3 separate regions of the Mus musculus genome follow, and regions 1 and 2 are each linked to region 3. A link is a loop called in an ENCODE intact Hi-C map of the cell type or tissue named here. Cell type or tissue: heart. All regions are shown on one strand.

Region 1 (8,000 bases), 130 kb after region 3:
TCTGTCTATGAGAGGAGGTCCCTCTTTAATGATTCCTATTATCCAGAACTGTGTGTTGAGTTGGCTCTTTTAAAATTGTTGTAATCATTGTGCTTTCGTGGTAGTTTTATGTGGTACTCTTTTTTTCCCCTTCTTTTCCCACCCCCAGAGTTCTAGTTGATGCTCAATTAATGTATATATTTCACATTTTTAGTTTAAAAATAATTACATTGCTTCTCTTTGTCCCTCAGATGATTAAGTTATTTTTTTATTGTCTGAATTTAAAATTTCTCCTTTCCATGTAAACAAAGATAGAGACTATGAAATAAATAATGCCCTTGGTACTTCATGTGGTGTAAGGATTCAGATATTAGATATATCTGAGATATGATACATATGAAAATATCGGTGTTACTCCCCTACTGGAAATGAATTGAACTTGCTGAGATGAAAAAGTCATTCTCTTTAATTTAAAGAAACAGCAGAGAGCATACTGTACAGGTTTCTCTTCATCCAACTGTTCCCTTTATGTTGTTTAGGTAGCCCAGCAGAATTTTCTCAGCTGCAGGTAGATGATGAAATTCTTGCCATCAATAACACCAAGTTTTCATATAAGGATACAAAAAAGTGGGAGGAAGTTATGGCAAACGCCCAAGAAACTGGAAACTTAGTGATGGACGTCCGGCGTTACGGAAAGTCTGGTGAGTTCACTTCCCACTGTGTCTGGCTTTTTAAATAAGGAAACCCAACTTGGGCAGATGGTTCTAACAGTTGGCTTCATTAATCCTCTCCCCACCCCCATTTTACATAGCTTTGTGCTTACAGTTGTTTTGTCATCGTTGTTGGGACAAATCACAAACACTGCCTCTGAGTATTCTTTCTGAAAATGCTTCACTAGCAAATCTACTGAATTCGACACCATTTTGCTTTTTTCTGTAACTGATAGAGCTGAATGTACATGTCAATTAAAAGCAAATGTATCTGTACCTGGGAGTCGCAACTATTCTTTCTACTTTAGCAACTGTGTGTATTCGTTACTTGATCTTCATGATCACAAAGCTAAGCATTAAAAACGGCAGTGTGAGGTGGGCAGTGGTGGCTCACACCTTTAATCCTAGGACTGGAAAGGCAGAGGCAGGTGGATATCTGAGCCTGAGGGCAGCTGGTCTACAGAGTAAGTTCCAGGACAGCCTGTCTCAGAAAAAAAAAAAAAAAAAACAAAAACAAGAACAGCCAAAAAGAATGGCTGTCCAGTTTCCTGTTCTCTGCACTATTCAACTATACTGCTGCCCTCAAGGTCCCAGTGGGACATGTTCCTACCTATTCTCATAGCAGTTTAATCTGCTTTTTATACCATAGTGTTTCTGTGTCATAGGTGATGGTCAGGTGGAAGGGAGCATTGAGTCTCTTCAGTCTTTGCTATTGGCATATAACATGTAGTCCCAATTTAAGAAAAGAATCAGCACATTTGCTAGTTTTCTTGTTACTAACTACCGTGATTTTTTAACTTTTGTGTCTTGGGAAGGTGGTCTGCTGGCTAAAGCCCTAAAGTCTCTGTCATTTACATGTGACTTGATTCACCTGTCTGACTGTCTGTACATCTATCTGTGTACATTTTATATCTGTGCATTCAGTAACTGTATTCTTTCCACTTTACCGTCTATGTGTATTCCTTACTTGATCTTCATGTGCCAATCAGACTGGGGCAAAGACCAACCTTCCCTGCCATTTATACGGCATAAAACCCTCAATCTTACCAGTGTGGCTACCAAAATTATAGGTTCATCTGAAACAAAGTGGATCGATACAACATCAGGAATTTACAACTCAGACAAGTCTTCAAGTTTATCAGTCACAACTGATTTCTCTGAAAGCCTTCAGAGTCCTGTAAGTAGAACAGAGTACCCCTAGAGGCCATAGATATGGGGGAAGCAATGGTTTGTGAAATCATTTTGATACAATATAAGATAAAGTTAGGGTATACTGAGTACCTAGACTAAGTGTAGCTTTGAAAATACGTTTTTATTAGCAGCCTATCATTATTGAGTTATGTAATGATATTGACATCCCATAATGATGTTCTGCCCGTGGTGCTCACCAGTGTCAACATCACAGGCCTCTCTCAGATCTGTGTGAATGAGAAAGAGCTAATGTGGAAGATTGCATGCTATAAGTGATCTGTGTGCTCTCCAGTCAACTGGTAAAGTGTGCACCATGGAGCCTCACAAAGCATCTTAATTCTTACATGGTGAATCTGATAGATTGGATTGCTTATGTGACCAAGACATCATCAGTTTTGTGAATTGATTCAAAAACTATAATGTATGAAATTTCAAAACGTTAAAAGCAGTATTTTTTTCATGCAGTTTTTTTTAAAAAATGCATCTATTTCTAATCATAATTATTCATTTTCAGTTGATAATTTAAACTTTGACCTGAATAAACTTATCTAATATAAGAAAGTATTAATACAGTTTTGAAGGATTGAAATGTTAAAGAATCTTAAATGGCTGTTTTACTACTCATAAATATAAACCAAATGAAGGACTGATTATTTTATCTATCATGCCTCTAAGAACATCAATGACTGATTAAACTTATGGTCATCTTTGCCTGCAGCTAGTCATTAATCCTTTTACAAGTATTGGAGAGTCATGAAAAACATTAAGATTTTACTACACATAAGCTACGAGGAATTAATCAACACCCTGAAAAACCCATCTTGTTTAAAGATACTTTTCCCTAATGAGAGATACATTATTTAATTCCGAAGTCCAATCAGACAGAATGTTAATTAGCTTTTCTCCCGCTTTCCAGTATACTGAATCCAAAGAAGTCAATGGAATTCACGAGGAAAGTAACCCCTTTGATTCAAAAGGTAAAACTCACTCTTAAATTGCTTCTGTTGGTTGCACATGGTAAATCATAAGCTCAAGATCTGCCATAAAAGTTAATATCTGTAAGTGAAGGAAAACTGGAGGCACAGCAAGTTTAAACCAAATAGCATGTAGATGCAATTGTGGCCAGGTGAGAGGGAGTCAGTGCCAGCCTGGAATGTGTCAAGATCTCTAAACAAGCTCAGCAGCCTGCTCAGGGCTCTGGGTACCTAAGCCAAGGGAGAACAGATTTTCCCAGGGCCAGCAGCTTCCTGGCTATGGAGTGTTGGCAGAAGGATCTTCATTTAAACACAAAATGGTGAGGCTGCCCTTCCTCCCTCACTGTTTTAAAAAGGACCAATGTGCAGGGGGCAGATCCTGGCAGAGAAACACCAATGGCAGCAACAGTTGAGGGAAGGCACACTTGTCTGAAAAAAGATGGCAGAGTGTCCAGGCTGATGTTAGAGTTCTCACTCTCTGCTTTGACCGTTCAGCAATAATCTAGCTACTGAATATTGTGTGCTATTCTGTAGACATACCAGAAAGAGTTTTCAGGTCCATATAAGCAGAAAAGAAGCTAGAAAAAGCTACAGGTCTTACACCATGAGCCAGGGCCTCTTGTCGTAGGACTGTTTGTTTTGGTGACTTTAGACATACCTGGGCAGATACATTGAACAAAGCTGATCAAAGTCTGTGAATCTCCCGTGATTAGTATCTCTGCCCTTCATTTCTAATAATTAGAAGCTGGGGTTGGTTTTATTTTTTCCTTTATCCACATAGTTTTAAAATGAGAATTGCTTATATTCCTTCATGATACTAAAATCGAAGGGATCCCTGTTCTGTTCTGCCAGTGGCCCGAATAGTAGAGCCAATTGATATGACGTCTACATTGTGACCTTGGGACTCTGTGCTACTCGAGGGTTGTTTAGTTAAAAAGTCAGCAGCAGTTGTTTTCACTGGATTGTTCTTTATGGTGAACTGCTTTTGTTGACGTCTCCTCTAGATGCTTTTCAATTCCCCTTTATCATATTGTAAAAGCGCTTGGGGAGAATTAACTTTAGGTTGATTAACCTAAACAAAAACTGCTAGTTTTCATTTCTTGGGGGACATTATGCTTTAAGAAGACTGTATGCCTCTCCTTGCTGTGACGGTACGATGCTACCGACTAAAAATAATTAATACAAGCATTGGTTCCTTTTACTAATTAGAATGTCGTGTAGACTACTCAAACGTGTGTGTCTGCCTTGAAATAATCTCTTCTCTTCAGTGGCTACCAATTTTGTTATTTGGAAAATAATATTGCTAAGGATTGGAAGAATGACGTGGTATTTATTTTCTTATTTTCCAACTAGCATCAGAATCCATTTCTTTGAAAAATTTAAAAAGGCGATCACAATTTTTTGAACAAGGTAAACCGACAAGCTAAACTATTCCCGGGCTCTCATGATCTCATCTCTCACTCCAGCCTTCTGTAGTCTGTGCTTCCAGGCACCAGTCTCTTTCCATCTTGCTATTCTTGTGACCAAGCAACGTAACCCGTTTCCCTTCTTTCCCCAGGATGGCCAGGCTTTTCTTACAGCTCCTGGGTCTACCTCTGTGGTAACGGGCTTTGCGTGTCCTTTGTCTAGCTTTCCAGCTGTTTCTCCCCCCCCCCCTCTCTTAACCTTGTGAAGGAAACAAAGCAAAACCACCCACGCACTGAGATGCTGCTACACACACGTGTTTCCCCACCGGGTAACAGGAAGACTTGAGGAATTTCATTTTCAGCTTCCTGCTTCCGTCACTTGCACAGCTTGCCATTAGATTACACCAACATATGTTTGGTAGACTTCCCAAAACAGCAAAAACAAACAAACAAACCTGGCTCTGGTCATGGGAGATACCATTCCTGAAGAGCAGAGTTACTTGTCGTTATTGGAATGATGGAGTTGGAAGGCATAGAATGATGACTCTGTTGATGTCAAAGGCAATGTAAAGTAAAGGAGATTTGGTGGCACCTAACACAGGAGCACTGAGAAGTCATCTATGTTGGTGTAGCTGCACGAACTGCCTCGTGAGGTGTGATGCATGCGGCTTCTCTTCATCCTCACATCTGTCTAACCCTCTGTCTCCTGAATGTGGTTTCAACTCTGTTTTGCTATGAGGAACTTAAAAGTAATATCTAACATTTTAGTTGCAACATGACAGGAGATTTACTGTTGCTATCTGAAATGTTACTATTTCTTTAAAGATTCATGAAACATTTCAAAAATTGCTTTATGATACCTACTGGGTTTGTGTCTGTTGTGTTTATTACCTAATATTCTTCTTAAAGTAGATTAAGTTTCCTCTCAGACCATAAATAGAGTTTATCAGCTGTCCTTGGTGCTTTTGATTCATATATATATATATATATATTTTTTTTTTTTTTTTACTAAACTTATTGTTTTCTGTGGTTATTCAGTTGAAGTGATATCACACACCTAATTCAAGCTGGCTAAAACAAAATAATGCCTTGTCTTTATTCTAGTTTTCTCTAATTTTTCTTCAGTGAGCTATTTTAGGGACAAGAATTTTCCTAATTCTTATGACAACTTAAAAAAAATAGTTATATAAGTGAATAATTTATGTGACGGTGGAGATTTCAGAAAAATTTCTAAATACTGTATAATACTATACTTTCTGAAATTTCACTTTTCTAGAATTGTACAATGTGTTGACACATATTTATACAAGCTCCCTGATGAAAGAAGGAATAAGCTAACCGAGTGTAGTCATACCCAGCTCGAATGCCAAGGCTAGGCAGGAAAATTAAAAGTTCAAGACCATCCTGGATTAAAGGGGCAGGGGCATCCACACCTGAAGTCCCAGCACATGGAAGTTGGAGGCAGACGGACTCAAAGTTCACAGTCAGTGTTTGTTTGCTACATTAGTTGAGCTTGAGGTCAGCCTGGGTTTCATTCTCAGAAAGCAACAATAGAGTATAATAATAATAATAATAATAATAATAATAATAACAATAACAACAACAACAACAACACTGTGCCTGCTGGGTTACACATCAAACTTGAATACTTGTGTTTCAAATAACAGAAGCGGTAAAGTGGGCTCGGCTCTGTTTCTAAGAGTCTGAGGTACCAGCGGTTTCCTCTGTTATTAAATTTGAATTTGGATGACGAGTTCCCAAGAGAACTGAAGGGAAAGGTTAAACAGAAGGCTGATGTCACTCCTATGCTGGCAGGGACAGCTAGTGCTGTGAAAAGAATTACTTTGGAGAAATGGAAACTCACGTTGTGCCTTTCTTCCTTGCTCGCAGGAAGCTCGGATTCTGTGGCCCCCGATGTGAGTATTAGACTTTTGCAGTTGGTCCTATGTGAGGGAAGTTGGGTAGGACAGGGCTACTACACAGTACTATTTCTTGTTTAGTGTTAAGATGCATCAATGTTGATCAGATTGTCATGTTGTAAGCTGGAAAGACTGACGCTGATCTGTGAGACCATGTCTGCATCATTGTGGTATAAGCCAGCGTTGAAATCAATGATTGCTGAGTGTGGACGTGTTTCAGTAGATGACTTAGTGACGTGGTGTTCTGTGTTTCCATTCTCCTGTGCCACAAACTGGTTAGCTTCCAGTTCCAACCCTCAGTGCCCCGAGTCGCTGGGCTTGGGATCAAGAGGAGGAGAGACGGAGGCAGGAGCGGTGGCAGAAAGAGCAAGATCGCCTATTGCAGGTAGCTCCACACAGCCTGCGGGAATCCGGCGCTCGGCTTTCATTGGGCTCTTCTCACCTGTGCCACCCAGTCTTGAGAAGCAAGCTTGAAAAAAAGCAGAACCAAGATATCGTCCTCACCACTAGCTAAGACTGTTGCGTATTGCGTGCATATTTTGCACCGACCCTTACTTTTCCAGTTTGGTGGTTTTCAAAACTATCAGACATTAACCCTTATGGACCCAGTGAAGAGTGACACGCCCAGACTGTGAGCACTTGTCCTTGTTAGCAGTAGAAGAGATCTGGTTTGCCATCAATCAGCCTCCCTTATCCTAGCTGGAGGCCTTGATGAATTTACATCAGCAGTAAAGGTTGGGCATAGGTGCCTACTCTTTCTTGACACCTGTATTTTAGCTTAATGCAAGACCTTTTTTTTTTTTTTTTCCTCTTTCTTCCAGGACTAAAACTCTGATTGGTCACATGAAAGAGTGACATGAAGGTTTAGAGACAGCAAAATTGTTAATGGAAAATATTCTGCTTCCCATGAGAAGGCAACCTTGATTAATCATTATGCCCTATTTCCTCACAGGAAAAATACCAGCGTGAGCAGGAGAAGCTGAGGGAGGAGTGGCAGAGAGCCCAACAGGAGGCGGAGAGAGAGAATTCCAAGTACCTGGATGAGGTACCATGACGCACGCCTTGTTCTTATTCTTCTCTATACCTTGTTGGAGAACCTAGCGGAGGACACCACACCCCATTTTCCTAGACACTCTCACCTCTGTATTGAATTCTAGTATGTTAGAAATTTGCCTTGCTATTTTAACTTTTCTCTTGTATAGCACCAAGCAGTTATTCCTTGGAATTTTGGAGTAGTCTTTCTGCTCCAACTTAGACCTCAGTCTTTGTTTTTTGTTTGTTTTCTTATTTTTTGTTTTTTGTTTTTTTTCGAGGCAGGGTTTCTCTGTGTAGCCCTGGCTGTCCTGGAACTCACTCTGTAGACCAGGCTGGCCTTGAACTCAGAAATCCGCCTGCCTCTGCCTCCCAAGTGCTGGGATTTTTTTTTTTTTTTTTTTAAGGCACTGTGACTATCTTTTTGGCTGCTTACCATTAATCTCCTCTCTGTACGAAATGATAGAGAGACAGATGGTGACAGTGACGTGTTTGCTTTCTTTTATGGGCTGCCTAGGAGCTGATGGTCCTAAATTCCAACAGCATTTCTCTGACCTCCCGGGAGCCTGTGGCCGCCACCTGGGAAGCCACGTGGAGTGAAGGGTCCAAGTCTCTGGACAGCGAAGGCACCCGAGCGGGAGAGGAGGACAGGGGACAGCTGGAAGACGATGCTGTGTATGAGGACCAAAGTCAGAAGCTGCAGGAACTTGAGCAGGAGAAGAAACGGAAGGAGCAAGAGGCTCAGGAAGAGGAGCGCCGCAAGCAGCGGGAGGCCCAGGCCTGGGCAGA
Region 2 (8,000 bases), 100 kb after region 3:
AGTCTCAGTGCAAGGGAACCTTGTTTAAGGGCTAGACAGGTAGACAATTCTAAGTAGGGTAGTGGGAGGGAGCTGGGTTCCAGGAGCATGAAGCTTTTCTGTGATTACTGTATTAAAATTCTGCTACCCACACAATTATAGTGGGTGGTAACCACACTTAGGATAATATTTTTAGGATTAGAAAACTGTGCATTTAATGAGTTTTATATGAAAACACATCAGGAGTGGTATTTGTATATAGGCTTAAAAATAATATTTTTAAGTTTAAAACTTCAAAAAACAAATGGAATGTGATTTACAAATTTTACTAGTAGGTTTTAGTAAGGAAAGCAACTTTTTTCTTGTTCTTTTAAAAGAAAGTGTTTAACAAACACACACACACACACACACACACACACACACACACAAAACAGGGAAAGTAGCTTAATGACTCTGGTTGTCCTGGCTGTGGCTGTCTTTCCACCCAGACTCCCCTTTCACCGGTTCTTGTGACATAGCTGTGTCAGACCACTTCCTCTGAACCATATTGGCATTGTTTGCTGTTCATTCCTGCCTGGCAGGTGACAAAGGCAAACTGTGTTAGGTCACGTTAACCTGGCTGGTGTGCTGACAGCCAGTAGCTATGAGGGGAGCCGCCTTCTGCAGCAGGGAGGAAGTCTGCAACCCTTACCAACTACTGGCGTTTTACAAGTGCACTGGAGGCAGGGAACAAGGGACAGGAAGGAGTTTACTGCAGGCGACTTGTGTGGTTACTCTCTCTATTCTTATTGGGTTTTTAAGAGCTGTTTCTTTCCCTCCTTCTTCTAATTAGAGAATATATTATTATCTGTTTCTGTCTATCCTTGGGATCTATCACAAATACTTTCTCATTCTTTTTCTCCTTTCCCTTTTCCTCCTTCTCCTCTCCCTTCTTTCCTTCTCCCCCTCCTCTTAATCCCCCCCACCCCCGTTAAACCTGCTTTTAAGTAGAGTTTTAACCACAATTCCTGGTTTCCATTACAGCTTCTGTGCTTATCAAGTAAGCTTTAGTTTGGTGCTCTCGTGTATGCATAAGATATAATTCATTAGGACTTCAGATGTCATCTAGCCTGGCTTCTCTGATGTAGGATCCATGTCCCTAAGAGTGGCCTTACAGGGGTCTGTCTATCACCATTGAATCTTGCTCCATCTTCCTTTGGTTTCTATGCTTGACTGTTACTTCCTGGAAATCTGATGGCTTCCTGCCTTTTGTTATATTACTGAGTTCCTGTAGACTTGCGCTGTCTCATTGGATTTTATCAGGTGATATACCTCAGCAGATTTATGAAGCACTGTGGTGTCAAAGAAGGTTGGAAAGAGAAGGGACTGTCCAGGGCTTGGGGGATTTATCTGCTTATCATGACTGCAGAAGAATGCACTACGTGTGTGCCTCCAGTGGGAAGGCAAGTCCCTCCTCGTGGGTCTTATCACAACTTCTTGACAAAGTTCTAAAAATATTCAGGCCTTTCAGCAGCAGCCCTGGGTTTCCAGGGGAGAGGAGAATATGCTGAGGGAAGGGGCTTCAGCAGGAGAGCCCTGGAGAGTAAAGCAAGTTTTTGTGCCGTTATAGGTTGCGAAAGTGACATCGATTGGGAATTTACATTCAAAATGCAGGATTACAACAAAGATGATATGTCCTACCGAAGGATTTCAGCCATTGAGCCAAAGTCAGCTCTCCCGTTCAATCGTTTCTTGCCGAACAAAAGCAAGCAGCCGTCCTATGTGCCAGCACCTTTGAGGAAGAAGAGGCCAGACAAACACGAGGATAACAGGAGGAGCTGGGCAAGCCCGGTCTACACAGAAACAGACGGAACATTTTCAAGGTAGTATCATGTGATGTGGTTACGGAGTGCTTTCTGGATTTGTGGAACTGTTTAATGAGGTTTAACAAGGTTAACGAAATGGCTATTTAAAGTATAGTTAGCACATACCACTAATGGGAATTTCTTTTTTTACCTCTGTTTTCAGTCCTATGTTGAAGACAGTTATTGTGTTTCAGAACGCCAGCATCCAATGACCGGGGCTTCTTTTAGATGCATGCCCTCAGTTTATTGGTGTGTTTCAGCTCCCTGGATCACCGATGTGAGCTCTGCTGTGTTCTTTCCATTGTTTTTCTTTCATGTTGATAGCAGTGGACATGAAAAGAAACCCTTACTGTCCCACCGACTTAGCAGAGTAAAGGACGGTTTTTCAAATCCGTCTTTCCGCACGGAGCCTCGTGGTTCTGAAAGCCGGGTTGCCTGATGTGTTTTTGGATTGACTTAGCCAACCAGAGATTCCAAGTGGAAAAGAGACCTGAGGGTTTCCTCTCATAACCCATCTGTCAACTCTTGTCTTTGAGTATTTTCACTTGATACGCTAGCCTCTGGGCTACATACACTAACAAGGTCAGACATCTATTTATCCTGGGTCTTGGGTATCTATCTTGCTGCTGATTGCATTAAACAAAAGCAACAGGTAATGTGCTTAGAATTCGTCTTTCTCTTAACATAGCCCTGGGTATCCAGCTTTTCTCTAGCTAAAGTGAGGTGATGCTGTAATGTCTGACTTTGGCCCTAGGAGCTGTGGTGTTGAGATGCGGAGTTAACGTATTTCCTTCACAGGGGTGTAAGCATTGAGAGGGTAGAGTGCATGCCTTTCGGGTTCTTCGCCACAAACTGCTCACACAGTATTTTAACCTGGTTGGATATTTTGAACAGTACCCAGAGGAGAACCTGGGGTCCCAAGATGGAGACCTGGCACACAGTCCAAGAAACTTCCACCTCTTCTTGGTGTGTAGAAGAGGAAGAGGAAAAGCTCACGCGCATGCCCAACATTGTGAAGGATGATCTGTATGTGCGGAAGCTTAGCCCCGTCATGCCAAGTCCAGGGAGCTCTTTTGATCAGTTCCTTCCCAAATGTTGGACTCCAGAAGATATGAACTGGAAAAAAATTAAAAGAGAGACTTATAAGCCATGGTATAAGGAATTTCAGGGATTCAGGTTTGTCTCTGCATGCTCCTGGTGTTCTCTGTCCCAGTCTGGTGGAGTCTGTGTCTTGGTTTTTTTTCAGTTAGGGAGCCAGAAAGCTTGATTTGCCCTCTAACATCTGTAGAACTCTGATAATTAAAGAAAAATGTTTAAGTGTTATCCTTAGACTATACAGGGGGGCCTATGCCTAGAATCTTAGCACTCTGGAGGCTGAGGCAGGAGGATTAAAAGTTTGAAAAAAAGTCTTAAGCTTCAAAATGAGGCTCTGTCTCTAAAAACAAAACAAAAGAAAACAAAAGAAAAAGAAACTTTCTGACCTACTTGTAAGCTCCCTTCCACCCCCTGAGGGTACTTTTTTTTTTCTTTTAATAAACTGCCTGTGGCCTATATTTCTATTATTAAAACACAACAACAACAACAGCAGCACAATAAAATATTCCAGATTCTAGACTTTAAAAGGCCCCCCTCTTATTTCTATCTCAGCATTTGATTTCCAAGCTTACATTCCTCTTCATTTCTTTCTTTGCTTCCTCCACCCCCCACCCCTTTCTCCTTGTCACTTCTCGGCAGAAGGAATTCTGACTCTGAGAATGAGGATTCGGGCTCTTTCCAAAGCTCCACCATTTTCAGTAGACTAGAAAAGGCAGACCATAGGTTAGACAGCAGCTACCAAAGACCTTCACTCTTGCTGGAGCTAGCTACCAAACACGCTATGAGGTCACGTGACACCCATGCAGCCAGGAGGACCAGCAGTGCTTTGCAGGAATCCAGGTGCACCTGTCTGCATGAGCTACCTGCTTGTGGCTGACCAGACACCTTCTCTGACTGCTTCTGCTGCTACTTTAACCTAGACCCGGAGTACCGAGTCATGGGAACGTAATGACCCAGGGTAAAGGCACAGTGTGTAACAAGCATCCTGCCTTCCGCATGAGGGTGTTGCCGCAAAGTCGGTAGAAATCAACGTGCTATTAATACAACAGTGTGTACTCTTGGCATACAGTATATGACGGCCAACTCTTGATCACACATTCTCTAGGGAGGGGACGAGCCACTGTGGATAATGGAATTAGAAAGTTGGTACAAGGAGCGGTGCCCAGGCCTAGGCTGGGAGGTACACTTGATCTTAGTTGTAGGTCAATGACTTGACCTTGATAGTATTCACTCTTCCTGGGAGTATAGCCTCGTGTTTCTTTAGATGATACTCCAGGAAAGTCAGAGACTAGTTTTGAATATTTGTCTTGTTTGTAATACTCCCTTCCATCGCTCCTAAAATAAGCCCCGCCCTCCATAAACCCCGATGACTACTGGTTGGTCTGCTGTCTTTCTCCTCATACTTACTACGATTCTCCCTCCCTTTTCTCTTTTCTGTGCATCAGTCAGTTTTTATTGCTTCAGGCCCTCCAAACCTACTCTGATGACATCTTGTCCTCGGAAACAAGTGTCAAACTCGATCCTACCTCTGGCCCCAGGCTCATAACTCGCAGGAAGAATCGCTCTCCCGCACCAGGCTATCGAGCCCATGACCTTGAGCTGCCAGCCCTAGATCCCGACTTAGAAAATGATGATTTCTTTGTCAGAAAAACAGGGGCTTTCCATGCAAATCCGTGTGTCCTTCGAGCCTTTGAAGACTTTAGAAGTTTCTCGGAGCCAGACGATGCCGTGGAACGAGATATAATTTTGCAGTGTCGGGAAGGTGAACTCGTACTTCCAGATTTAGAAAAGGATGATATGATTGTCCGCAGGATTCCAGCTCAGAAGAAAGAAGTGCCCCTTTCTGGGGCCCCGGATAGGTACCAGCCAGTCCCTTTCCCTGAACCCTGGACCCTACCTCCAGAAATCCAAGCGAAGTTTCTCTCTGTGCTCGAAAGGACACGCCCACCCAAAGAACAAAGCAGCGGCTGTAGAGTGTTAGTCCCTTCCTATCGACAGAAGAAAGACGACATGTTGGCTCGCAAGATCCAGTCTTGGAAGCTGGGGACTGCTGTACCTCCCATCAGTTTCAAGCCTGGCCCCTGCAGCGAGGCCGACCTGCAGAAGTGGGAGGCCATCTGGGAGGCCAGCAGGCTTAGGCACAGGAAGCGGCTGATGGTTGAGAGGTCAGAGTGTGTTTCTGCAAGGAGTTGGCTTGTGATGGATGCTCTTGTGTAACTTTCCTTATTGGGGAAAAAAAAAAAGCCGCATCCATTTTTCAGCTCTGCATGCTGTGTGCCGTTTTGAAGCATCCTGTTTTAAAAAAAAATTATTTGGCTTTGAGAAACTTTTAGTCAGTTCATGGAAGACGTGTGATTCCATACAATTCCACATTTACTCAGCTTAGGATGACTGGAGAAGGTATATGCAAAGCTTGCCCCTGGCTTGAAAGAGTCCATTAGAACATTCTGATGTGACATTGGACAAAAATATATTCTAATTGTGTCTGCGGGTTTTTATCATCATGTTTACCACTTTTGTGGCAGTCTTGCTGTGGTTTGATTTTATGTGTTTATCATATTTTGCAGTCTCTTTTTTTTTAATTGAGCTAAATATTTTCTGAAAACTATGTGATTGCAGATTTCATTTAAGTCGATTTTTGTGGTCATTCTAGGTTTTGTGAACTGTCAGTTTGTAGCATTTTTATTTATAAAGTTCAGTGCAAATTCCATTGAAATGCATGAGTCTGTCAAATTATTTGTTTGTAGTTGTGGCCATTTCTGTAAAACGAGCCACGTGGCTTCCTGATAGCTCTTCGGCTCGCTACAGGTGGGGAACGGGCAAATTTGACCAGGCTCAATACAGCGAATGGCCCTAAATCTAACTTAGCTCCTGGCAAGTGGAGGCCTTTTCTTATGAACTTGTTGGCTCAGAGTAAATTTAGAAAATGTTGATATATCGCTTCTCGGCCTTTTGGCTAAGATCAAGTGTAGAAAATGTTGATATTATTTGACCTTAGTTCGTTGACATAGGAGACGGACTAAAAGTTGATATACTTAAAAGTTGATATTTAAGAAGCAGCTAAGGGCAGCTGGTTCAGATTTGCCCATTTGCAGTTAAACTCAAGTTAAAGACGTCGAGTACTTAGAAGCGAACACCGCTGGAGAGAATGACCCTTTTTAATGTTTGGTTTTTTGGTTTCTTAGACTCTTTCAAAAGATCTATGGTGAGAATGGGTAAGTGTATGGTTCCCATTAAAAATAATCCCTCCTATCTGTTTGTCTCCTCTGTAACTCACCGCACCTCTGTCCTGGCATGTCACTAAATGAGTGCTGTGTGCAGTGCATGGGACGTCTACTTACTTTTTATTAACATTGCAACCCTATAGCAATATTTTTGTATCTAAATGCCCAATGCATGAACAGTTGTATAAAGCAGTATCATTTATTTATTTATTTATTTATTTATTTATTTATTTATTTTTGGCTGTATTAAAATTTAACTCCACCACTTTTTCTTTTTCATTTTCTTTTTTAATGTAATGACTGAAAGTCACAAAGCATCATGCTAAGACTACGCTCGTTTTGCTATATGATTCCTACAATACACTAAGCTTCTGGTTTCTTTTTGTTGAAGGTCTCCCCCATAAATTACGTCTTTGAGAGCCTGTGATAGGAAAAGATATGACTGCTTGCTTAATGTTAGAACTCAGGTAGCTGGCAGAATTCACACACTTAGCTCCTGAGGAATTTTATTAGTGGGCACAGTTAATAGTTTTAGGAGATATTTCCAAGATTCTTGATTACGGTAGAAATTTTACTGTAATGTAGCTGCCTATAAAGAACAAACTAGACTTTCAAAACTATAAAAAGTAATCTTGGTCATTTCCAATATTGTTACAAGAAATATATTTAAATTATTTCGCAGGTTTGGTCTACCGGTATTTAAAATTCAGTGGATAAACATGTCAATGTAATATAAATCTGATTGTCTCACGTGTTTTCCCAGTTCTAGACTATTTTAAGTTGTTATTCATTCTCAATGCAGTTTTACCTGGCTTTCTGTAACTGAAATCAATTGGTAATAGTTTTTGAGGAGGAGAGGTGAAGGACACTCAATATTTTAATCAGACTCAGGAGTTGTCCCCTTACCATAGTTTGTCTAATCTCTCTGAACCTCTAAGTTTAACGGTATTTAATAGTGTTAATAGTTTGGAAACTTTAGAAGCTACCAAGATTGTCAACAGAATTCACCGTAAGAACTCTAGATGTTGAAGACACGACTGAGGGATAGGCAGCTATTGCCGTTACCCTTCCCAGTGTGGCGTTTGAGGGGGAAGAAATTAGTTTTTGGCATAACCCTTCGATATCTGTTCATCAGTTCATTGCAGGAAAGCTGTTTTAACTTGATTTAAAATCCCCTTGAAGCTTCAAGCATCCTGACTAACTTTCATGAGGAATGTTCATTTGGCTTTGTAGCATAAACATATCTCTAAAATAGGTTACCAAAAGGGGGTCTAAAAATACCCAGAGAGTAAATACTTGGAGGTGTGTAGTAAGCATGTAACTACCTCTGACTTGGCCCTACCTGTTTTTTCTTAGAGTATCAGTTGTGATGTGACTTGAATTTCCCAGGGCAAGAGTGGGTTTCATGGTAGAATTCATGCCTAGCTTGCCCGAGGCTATAGGTTCGGTTCCCAGTACTATGCACCCACCCTTACCACAGACACCCATAAAGAAAATGTAAACATCCAACCTCAAAATGCTGAAGGATCTTTTTCTTAACTGTACCAGTCGGCAGCACATGCTTCCAGTCAGCACTTGCAAGTATTGGACTTGGTTGTATTGGTTATCAGCATTTGATTGAAAAGGCTATTTAAAAAAAAAAAATCCTCCTGTAGTGTTGGGCTAAGGTAACTATACAAATACAGCAAGATAATCAGTTAATTGAGACCAATGAATATTACATGACTTGTCTGATAATGGGGCCTCATGTGTCTTAGAAAATGCAGCTCTGTTTAGAAGCAGTTGTAAGGTTATTTAATTTCCCCCTTTTTCTCCTATTTTTTTTTTTTTGTCCAAGTTACCAGTGATTTCCTTACAT
Region 3 (8,000 bases):
CTCCAAGATGCTGGGATCAAAGGCCTGGGTCACCACGCCCAACTCAGATACTCTTTGTCTTTTTGAGAATCCAAGGCTTCTGTGTTGCCTGTAGTCTTTCCAACTTCCAGAGGGCCTATGAAGTCTAGAAGCTTCTAATTCCATGACTTTTGCTTCAACTTCAGCTACGTTCTTCTGTGCTCTAGTTGGCTGTAGTCATATCCTAGAGAGTCTTTCCCATCATTAAATGATTGCGTTGTCCCCTAGCTTGACTCAACAGCTTCGTCTTCACAGTACTCAGCTCCTCTCTACTGTCTTCCTTCCGCTCCGTGCCGTGGTTTGCCCAAGCCAGGAGTCTTCATGAGACCATTCTCAGATGGATTTTTTTGTCCTCTTACGTCACTTTGGGAAATCTCCAAGTGTTTTTGATATTATTTGTGTCTTTGTAGGTTATTAATTCAAACATTTTTTTAATTTATTATTTTTGACACTTTATTATGTGTATGTGATGTTTTCTGCACTTTCATCCTGCATCTCCCCCACCCCCCAACCCTTCCCTCCAACAATGCCCCTGACCCTTAGTGAGGGGTTGAGCCTCATGCACCTCTCCTTCATGTATGCTGAAATGGTGATGGGCCAGTCTTGCTCAGGTCTCCTGCAGGAAACCACAGCTGCAGTGTGTTCGGGAGGGCAGTGGTCACATCGTTTGTGTCCAGAAACCACTGCTTTGTAGCACTCACCTTCAACCTCTATCTTCAGTTTTGTTTTGGGGAACAAGGCTAGCTTAGAAGTCATTGTCCCCAGCTTCCCGAGTGCTTGGATTACAGGTAGGTGCAACCATGCTTGGCTTAGACTAGGTCTTGAATGATCTCAGAAGCCCGTGTGTTAAAGATGTGCTCACCAGAGTCCTGGTGTTTGGAGAGGTCATTGGAGGTATGTTTTAGAGAGTCATTTTGGCATACTGACTCCTTCTTTTACGTTCTTTGCTTCGTGACTGTGAGGAGAGTAATTTGACATTACTATAGGCTCCTTCCTTGTTCTGCCTTGGCACACCCCAAACAACTGGGGCTCATGGGTAATGGACAAGACCATCTACAAATGGAAGCCAAAGTGAGCCTTCCCTCATTATACGTTAATCATCTATCGCTAGGATTTCACTATGGTGATGGAGCATTGATGACCATCTTGTTTGGTTTATAGAAGTTAGAGTCCACAGGTTGCAGTGTATATTCTTGTAGAAATCTCTCTGCCCATCGTGAGGATTGCCAGTGGGTTGTTTTTGTTTAGTTCTTCTCATCATGGTGGTGAGCAGTCGGGATCATTTAGTGAATGTAGTTATAATGGTGGGTCAGGTGCATGCTTAGCCTTATTATTATTATTATTATTATTATTATTATTGTATTGGAATTAGTACAGCGCACCTTAGGGTCCAACAGCATAATATTCATATTCATTATATAAACTATTATGGTTCTCATCTCTTACTGGTTTTGACTCCACAGCTTTTCAGACTTGCCGTATTGTACAAATACAGGCGAGTAAATAATGAAGGGCACTATGAGGCTTTGTGCAGCCCTGACATTTGTTCTATTTTTAGGCTATTTCTGGACTCCGGGCTTTCATCATGCCGCTATTAGGAAATTCATCAAACTTTCATATTGCCTGCGCTGGGCTCCATTGTCTGTGGCTGCCATCTGCTCCGCTCGGGGCGGCCTGATGATTATTTCATGTGCTCCTGCAACCCTCCTGTCTTCGCTGCTCTTCAGCCTCTTCAGCTTTTTCGTTCTTTGCCTCTGTTCTCTGTTCCTGGGTGTAGGAGAATTGTCACTTTTCTGAGGAGGAGGGAAACTTTAGTGAACATTGCTGTAGGTCTTTGCTCTCTCTCTGACTATTGCCAGGTTTTCCCTTGTCTCCGTCTCTCTTTTGCCTGAGCCAAATTCAAATTTTTAAGGACTTAAAAGATTTAAAAATGAATCACAATCACTTGTTGCACATGTACTGTGGTGCGTGAAGATCACCTGACACCTCATGGTGATTCCTGACTTCAGTAAACTTTTGGTCTAGGACAGAAAAGAGTGGCCTTAAGAATGATGAATTAAAGCTATTGTAATTCCCGGGTTGCTGGCTTAGTAACTCAGAGTCTCAGAAGGTGCTGGGAGGAAAGGGTTGACTCAGGAACATTGGTCTTTGTGGAGGCCGTGGAGAGAGGCCGTTTGAACTGTGGAAATGGACTAAGGAAAGCACTGAGCCTTTAGGAAGGTCAGAGTTTATGGGTCGATGTGACTTTGGGAAAGCCAAAGCAAGATGGCTATTTTTAAGGAGTACAAAGTAGAGTTTTGAAAAGTATTCAAGAGACAAAAGATTAAGGCCGAGCCATGCTTCCACCCTTCCATCCATCCATTCATCCATCCATCCATCCATCCATCCATCCATCCATCCATCCATCCATCGATTGGAGGAGCCTGTGTTCATATCTGTGCCAGGTGCAGAACCTGAGTGGGTGGGGCATGTGGCCGCGGAGCAGCGAGGAAGGGCAGAGCCTCTGAGGCTTGAGTTTAAGCAATGCAGAAAATGTAAATCCTAGGATTTCAACAGAAAGTGAGGTGTGCATGGCTCTCTGAGGACTGTTCACCCAATCGGGTTGGAGACGAGGAGTGAGGCAAGATTCTTCTAGATGACATACTCAGCTGGGAGAGTAAAGTTGAGGCAGAAGGATCCAAGGACAGGCCAGAGCTAGATGACTAACACCATTTGCCTCTGTGAGAAACATTTGTAAGGCAGGCGAACCCCGCCCCAGAGTTTGACACAAAGAGTGGTTTACGGCCAGGGTGAAGCAAATCACCCTGTTAGAGCTTTCCTGATTAACCCATGCCCTGCCGCTTCCCATCCAGTCCCACCCTGCCACAGGCCCGCCCAGTTCGGATGCATAGTCAAGCGAGGATCTGAACTGCCTGCCACATGGTAATGCTAGGCCGGGGAAGCAGATCTCTGTGTCCGTGAGCCCCAGGAAAGTCTCCTGTTGGGGGAGGGAAATTGTCAAGAGGACTGAGAAGACTCTCAGAAGTCTTAAGTTTGGCGTCTGAACACTTCTTAAGTCAGGGTTTCTTTCTGTAAAAATGCATATACATTTGTAGTCTTGAGGATTGAAGCCAGGCCTACACCTATACTTGGCTAGTGTTGTGGCATTGAGCTATCTGTCAGGCTTCTCTTAGAACTACGGAGGGTCATAGATCTACAAGTAAACTGATTCTCTACTTTAATATACAAACTTTTACGTACAAAGTGTCAAAATCTATCCGAGTGAACCAACAATGCTCCTGTGGGAACACTCTAGAAGCCTTCGTATACTTAGTAAAGGCTACAGTTTTGCAGTATTATAAAAATATTTCTCACTTTCACCAAATACAACCTTATGTTGTGTTTTAAACCTCACAATGAGCTGTTTTGTTGAAATTCTTTTTAGTAATGTGCCTGGATCCAGTCATTAATATTTAGACTCCTGCAGTACTGAGAACATACCAGACAGTGGCAGCAAAGAACAGAGACGGATTTCAGGCTTTGTTTCGTTTGTCCTCTAAGGAAGAGTACTGTGGAGGTGACAGTTTGGTGCAAATTTGTTCTCTCATAAGGAAGCCCGAAGTACCTGTTTAAAATCAAACACATACCAGAGGAATCCAGGCTTCTTGGCAGGTCCTAAGTCCTTCCCATCCAAACAGTTTGTCTTGTAGTCATATCTCAGTGACACACAGAGTCAGAGGAGAACTTCTAGGCCAGCCCAAGACATTTGAATCAGAATCTTCCAGAGAAAGGCCTACAAACTTGGCTGTGTTTCACTAACTCTGCAGACAGTGAGTCTCTACACTCAGTTAAGAGTTGACAAGTTAGTCCTTCCTATGGAGCATCATGAGTCTATGAGGTGGTGTTCACAAACCAGGCAAGGAGACAAAGGGCATCAGGAACATCCCTCCACACGGCTGTTCATCACTCAGGACCAGGCACTCTTGGTTATGACGTAATGCTGTCCGGATACTGTTCTCCATTTTCAAAGAGAACTTATAGTTCTCAGCATACTGCGTCAGCGTTGCTAAGGGAGGTCACTGGGTTTCCTGAAGAAGGATTCCTAAGGCCATCAGTATTTGGGGAAGAAACCCAATTAATCAATGTCTATGGGTTAAGTATACGGTACATTATATGTCTTAAGTAAGCTCCAAAATGGTGTTTAAAAATTATTCTCTACCTTTTAAACAAATCACCCTAGTAAGTACAAATAAAACTAGTTCTTGGTCAAGGATATTTTAAATTAGTAAGTTAAACTTTTGAGGTGAACTGGAAACGTGATTGAGATCTCCTAAGGCTCAGAAAGAGTCTAAAGGAAAGAGCTTAGCATCTGAGTTGCTTGAGGAAGGGATTTCTTAGTAGTCCTGTAGTTGGAAGTGTGGCTCACTCACAGAAGACAGCTAGTGGAAGTTTGTATACCCAAGAGCTGGGGCCCCATTTGTTATACTTTTAGGTATGTTTTAGATCTCGTGTGTTGAAAACTAACAAAGGAAGTTATGGAAAAGATAATAAATGGACTGCAGAGATCTTAATTCTGTGGAATTGTTACCCACAATGCAAAGGAGACACATCATGACCTTTTTTGTCGGGCTTCTTTCCTTCTGCCTATTTCCAAGAATCATCCATGCTGTATCGTGTATCAGCACTTCAATATTTCACTATATGGTTTTAATTGTAGTCAATTTATTCATTGATTGATTGATAAGCTTTTAGGTGGCACCCACTTCTTTTGCTTAACATGAGCAAGGCTAAATAAATATAAATGTTTGTGTCTGAGATTTCATGTGGAAAAAAGGTTTTCATTTTCTTTGAGATCAAAGTAGGGATAGAATTGTAACTCTCTCCTTGCTTCCTGGAATTCCTTGTTGAGTTGGTTACTGGGAGCTTGACAAGTAGATTCCTGAAGAACTGTGTCACTGTTGATCAGTGCCACAGACAACCTTAGGAGTAGACATCCATGAAGAGTCGTTGAGTGGGATGTTTATGTCACAGACATACGAACTCCGTCTCTCGATGCCAAACTTACACTGAAGAGTGAATTGTATCATTGTCACCAAAGGGTAGACCTCTCAATTTGAAGTCCATATAGGACTAAGTAGTGACTCTTCACCTGAAACTGTAATGTAGCCACACCATTTCTAAAAATGAATGTTTCCCACAGTGATGACTCTCACGGGAATTCACGGGGAGCTAGGCAGGCCATTGTTGAGACTTGTTCATGTGTGTGAGACATTTCTGTACAAAACAACAGCATCTTTTGACTCTTGAAAACCCATGATTATATTAAGCATTATAACTATACTTGAAATATTCTGATAATGGATGCTCACATCCACTTACGACTTGTATACCCACTACTTAAAAACTTGTTGATCTGGAAAAAAATAACTCATGCAGTAGTCAGGGCTTTGGGGAGACTTTTTCATGAATACTTTCTATCCACTTGCAACAGTTTAAATTGGAGTATGGACCTATGTTTGGAGACAAAATTTAATCTTTATAAGTAGTAGGTGCTAGCAAAATAGACGTGTTTAAGAGGAACACATTTGGGGGTTTGCTGTCTCCAGAGACCTTAACTTGTGGCTAACAGGGCTCATGTGGTCTTGGTTTTGTGTCCCAAGCAAATTTGTGCCTACTATCAGCACTGGAGGGAATCTTCCTTTCTTGTAGTTTCACTTAGTCCTTCCCATTGGTGTTTATCTTTGGGCTCCATCACTATAGCCACTTAGAGCGATTAGCTTGAGCTATAAGATTAAAGTGGATTATGGCGCTTGGGGTGTAACTTGTCCTGCATCAGAAATTATTTTACTTCTTTTCTTTGCTCAAGGAATGTAGCCTAGCTGGCATTTGGCTCCATAATGACTGAATGAGAACCTCAAGTGTTTAGACTGTTTCATATTTTTGCTGTTTCTTTCCCTGTGTGGGCCCGTGCCTGAGGAACTTGCATTGGGAGGTGTAATTACTACACCCACTCTTAGAGGAAGGTCTTGAAGAGGGCAATGGCTTTGGAAAAATTTTTAGACTTGTGACCACCATGAAACATTGTATTCTGTTTAGAATTGGTGATCTGTGCAATTCTGATGACCACAGACTTGGAAGACTTGTGAGTTGGCTTTGGTTTTGCTATCAGATGATATTAGTATTGGCAGAAATAGCTCTGGTACATTCCAGAATATTATGTAGTACAATGCCAAGGTTTAATAGAGGCTAGTGATTGGGGAATCATGCCCCTCAAAGCTATGTTATTTGCTGAATATACAATATCATTTCACCAATTCACATGCTACAACTCAGAGACTTAACCACAGTTCACAGAGGTGCCTAGCCTTAAAATACCATTTTGCCCACACATTTCAAAACAGGGTTAGACTCTTAAAGGGGAAATGAATTTTTCAGTTTATTTTTTATTAATTTTTCAGTAAATGGACAAAATAATTTTTTTAAAAGATTTTATTTATATGTAAGTACACTGTAGCTGTCTTCAGACACTCCAGAAGAGGGAGTCAGATCTCATTACGGATGGTTGTGAGCTACCATGTGGTTGCTGGGATTTGAACTCCGGACCTTCGGAAGAGCAGTCGGGTGCTCTTACCCACTGAGCCATCTCACCAGCCCCCAATTTGTTTATTTAGAAGACAGTTTAACAGGGAAGCTAGATTCTAGTCCAGGAAAACTTTCAAATTAACAGGTCCACCATGGTACAAGCTCTGGTTTAAAGGGTTATTCCCACCTACCAAGGGTGTATCACCAAAGTGTCTTAGTTATGGTTACTATTGCTGTGATGAAACACAATGACCAAAAACAAGTTGTGGGGGAATGAGTTTATTTTGCTCATAGCTCAAGGCAAGCCTATCACTGAGGAAAGTCAGGATAGTTATGGAAGGAGGAGAGGACCTGGAGGCAGAGGCTGATGTAGCTGCCATGGAGGAATGCTGCTTACTGGCTTACTCCCATGGCTTGCTGAGACTGCTTTCTTAAAGAACCCCCAGGACCACCATCCCAGGGGTGTCCCCACCCATAATGGGCTGGGCTCTCTCCCATTGGTCACTAGTTCAAAAATAAAATGCTTCCTAGACTTGTCTCCCTATAGCCTGATCTTCCAGATGCGTTTTCTCAGTCAGCGTCTCCTCCTCTCAAGATGACTTCTCTCAGATGTCAAGTTGACCTAACAAGCCAGAACACCAGCGTGACACCAGTGTTTTCCCAGACCTTGATTTTTAATCCTTGAGCAACTGGCAGATCTAGGATTTGTTTCTCACCTGTGGGAGTTGTGGGCTATGTGAGTTAAGTGAGCCTTGGAATGAAAGCTGTGTCTTTCTCCAAAACCTAAGTCACACTCTTCCCCTGGAGATCAACCTCATGTAACCCAAAGCTTTATCTTCTTGCCTGGATGTAGTCCTAGGAGGAATACTTGGATTTCCCATGAGTGCTGAGCACGCACGGGTCAGCTGCATCTTAGCCAGGGAGGAGCTGAGTGACATAGAGCCTGTGGTAGGGACTGGGGAGCGTGAGGCACAGGAGGGAGGATCCTCTCTCTACTTAGAGGTCACCAAATTGAATGTTCAAAGCTTGCTGACCCAAGTCTCAATGTCAGTAAGTTTTCTGTAACTTACTTTTCTTTATTTGTAAACTTGGGTATATTGGTTACTTTTCTGCTTGTTCTGACAAGGAAGAACAACTTAAAGGAGCAGGGATTTATTCTGCCTCATGGTCTGAGGGGATTCTCTTCATGGTGGTAGGCTGTCAATGCAGGAGCTTGAGGCTGCTGATTTGTACCTTCGTAGACCTGGAAGCAGAGACAGGAAGCAGGGAAAGCTACAAATGCAAAGGTCTCTCGAAGTCTTCACTTCTCCTGGGGAGGCTGCATTTCCTAAACAGTCCACAACTTCCAAAAACAACATCATCTAAGGACCATGTGTTCAAACACGTGAGCCTATGGGAGACTTTCCACATTCAAGGCATAA

What was found. Peaks named below come from ENCODE experiments on the same cell type or tissue, not always from the same donor. Only the 100,000 strongest peaks of a DNase experiment are listed, where the experiment ranks them.
Region 1: it touches region 3 in a loop (4-fold over the local background); 12 of 42 quality-filtered maps call a loop at or near these places.
Region 2: a loop joins it to region 3, with 4 times the contacts of the local background. A loop is called at or near these places in 6 of 42 quality-filtered maps.

What each region holds. Positions count from the first base shown.
Region 1 is chr14:101,911,481-101,919,480 of GRCm38, forward strand. It overlaps Lmo7 (LIM domain only 7), which reads left to right. Exons shown (of 31, transcript NM_201529.2): 17 at 519-680; 18 at 1,760-1,866; 19 at 2,797-2,857; 20 at 4,208-4,264; 21 at 6,151-6,176; 22 at 6,460-6,564; 23 at 7,132-7,224; 24 at 7,729-8,000. Among named protein-coding and RNA genes, the nearest start is that of Lmo7, 190 kb to the left of the region's middle. In heart, a CTCF peak has its summit at 427; DNase peaks (open chromatin) are centred at 691 and 4,591.
Region 2 is chr14:101,882,574-101,890,573 of GRCm38, forward strand. Lmo7 (LIM domain only 7) reads left to right here. Exons shown (of 31, transcript NM_201529.2): 8 at 1,589-1,841; 9 at 2,718-2,999; 10 at 4,364-5,083; 11 at 6,104-6,133. It also overlaps the pseudogene Gm52170. Among named protein-coding and RNA genes, the nearest start is that of Lmo7, 160 kb to the left of the region's middle. In heart, no CTCF peak of the experiment used is centred here; DNase peaks (open chromatin) are centred at 578 and 3,908; H3K4me3 peaks cover 4,961 bases; H3K27ac peaks cover 4,774 bases.
Region 3 is chr14:101,778,603-101,786,602 of GRCm38, forward strand. The region is part of intron 1 of Lmo7 (LIM domain only 7); the gene reads left to right. Among named protein-coding and RNA genes, the nearest start is that of Lmo7, 53 kb to the left of the region's middle. In heart, a CTCF peak has its summit at 3,502; no DNase peak of the experiment used is centred here.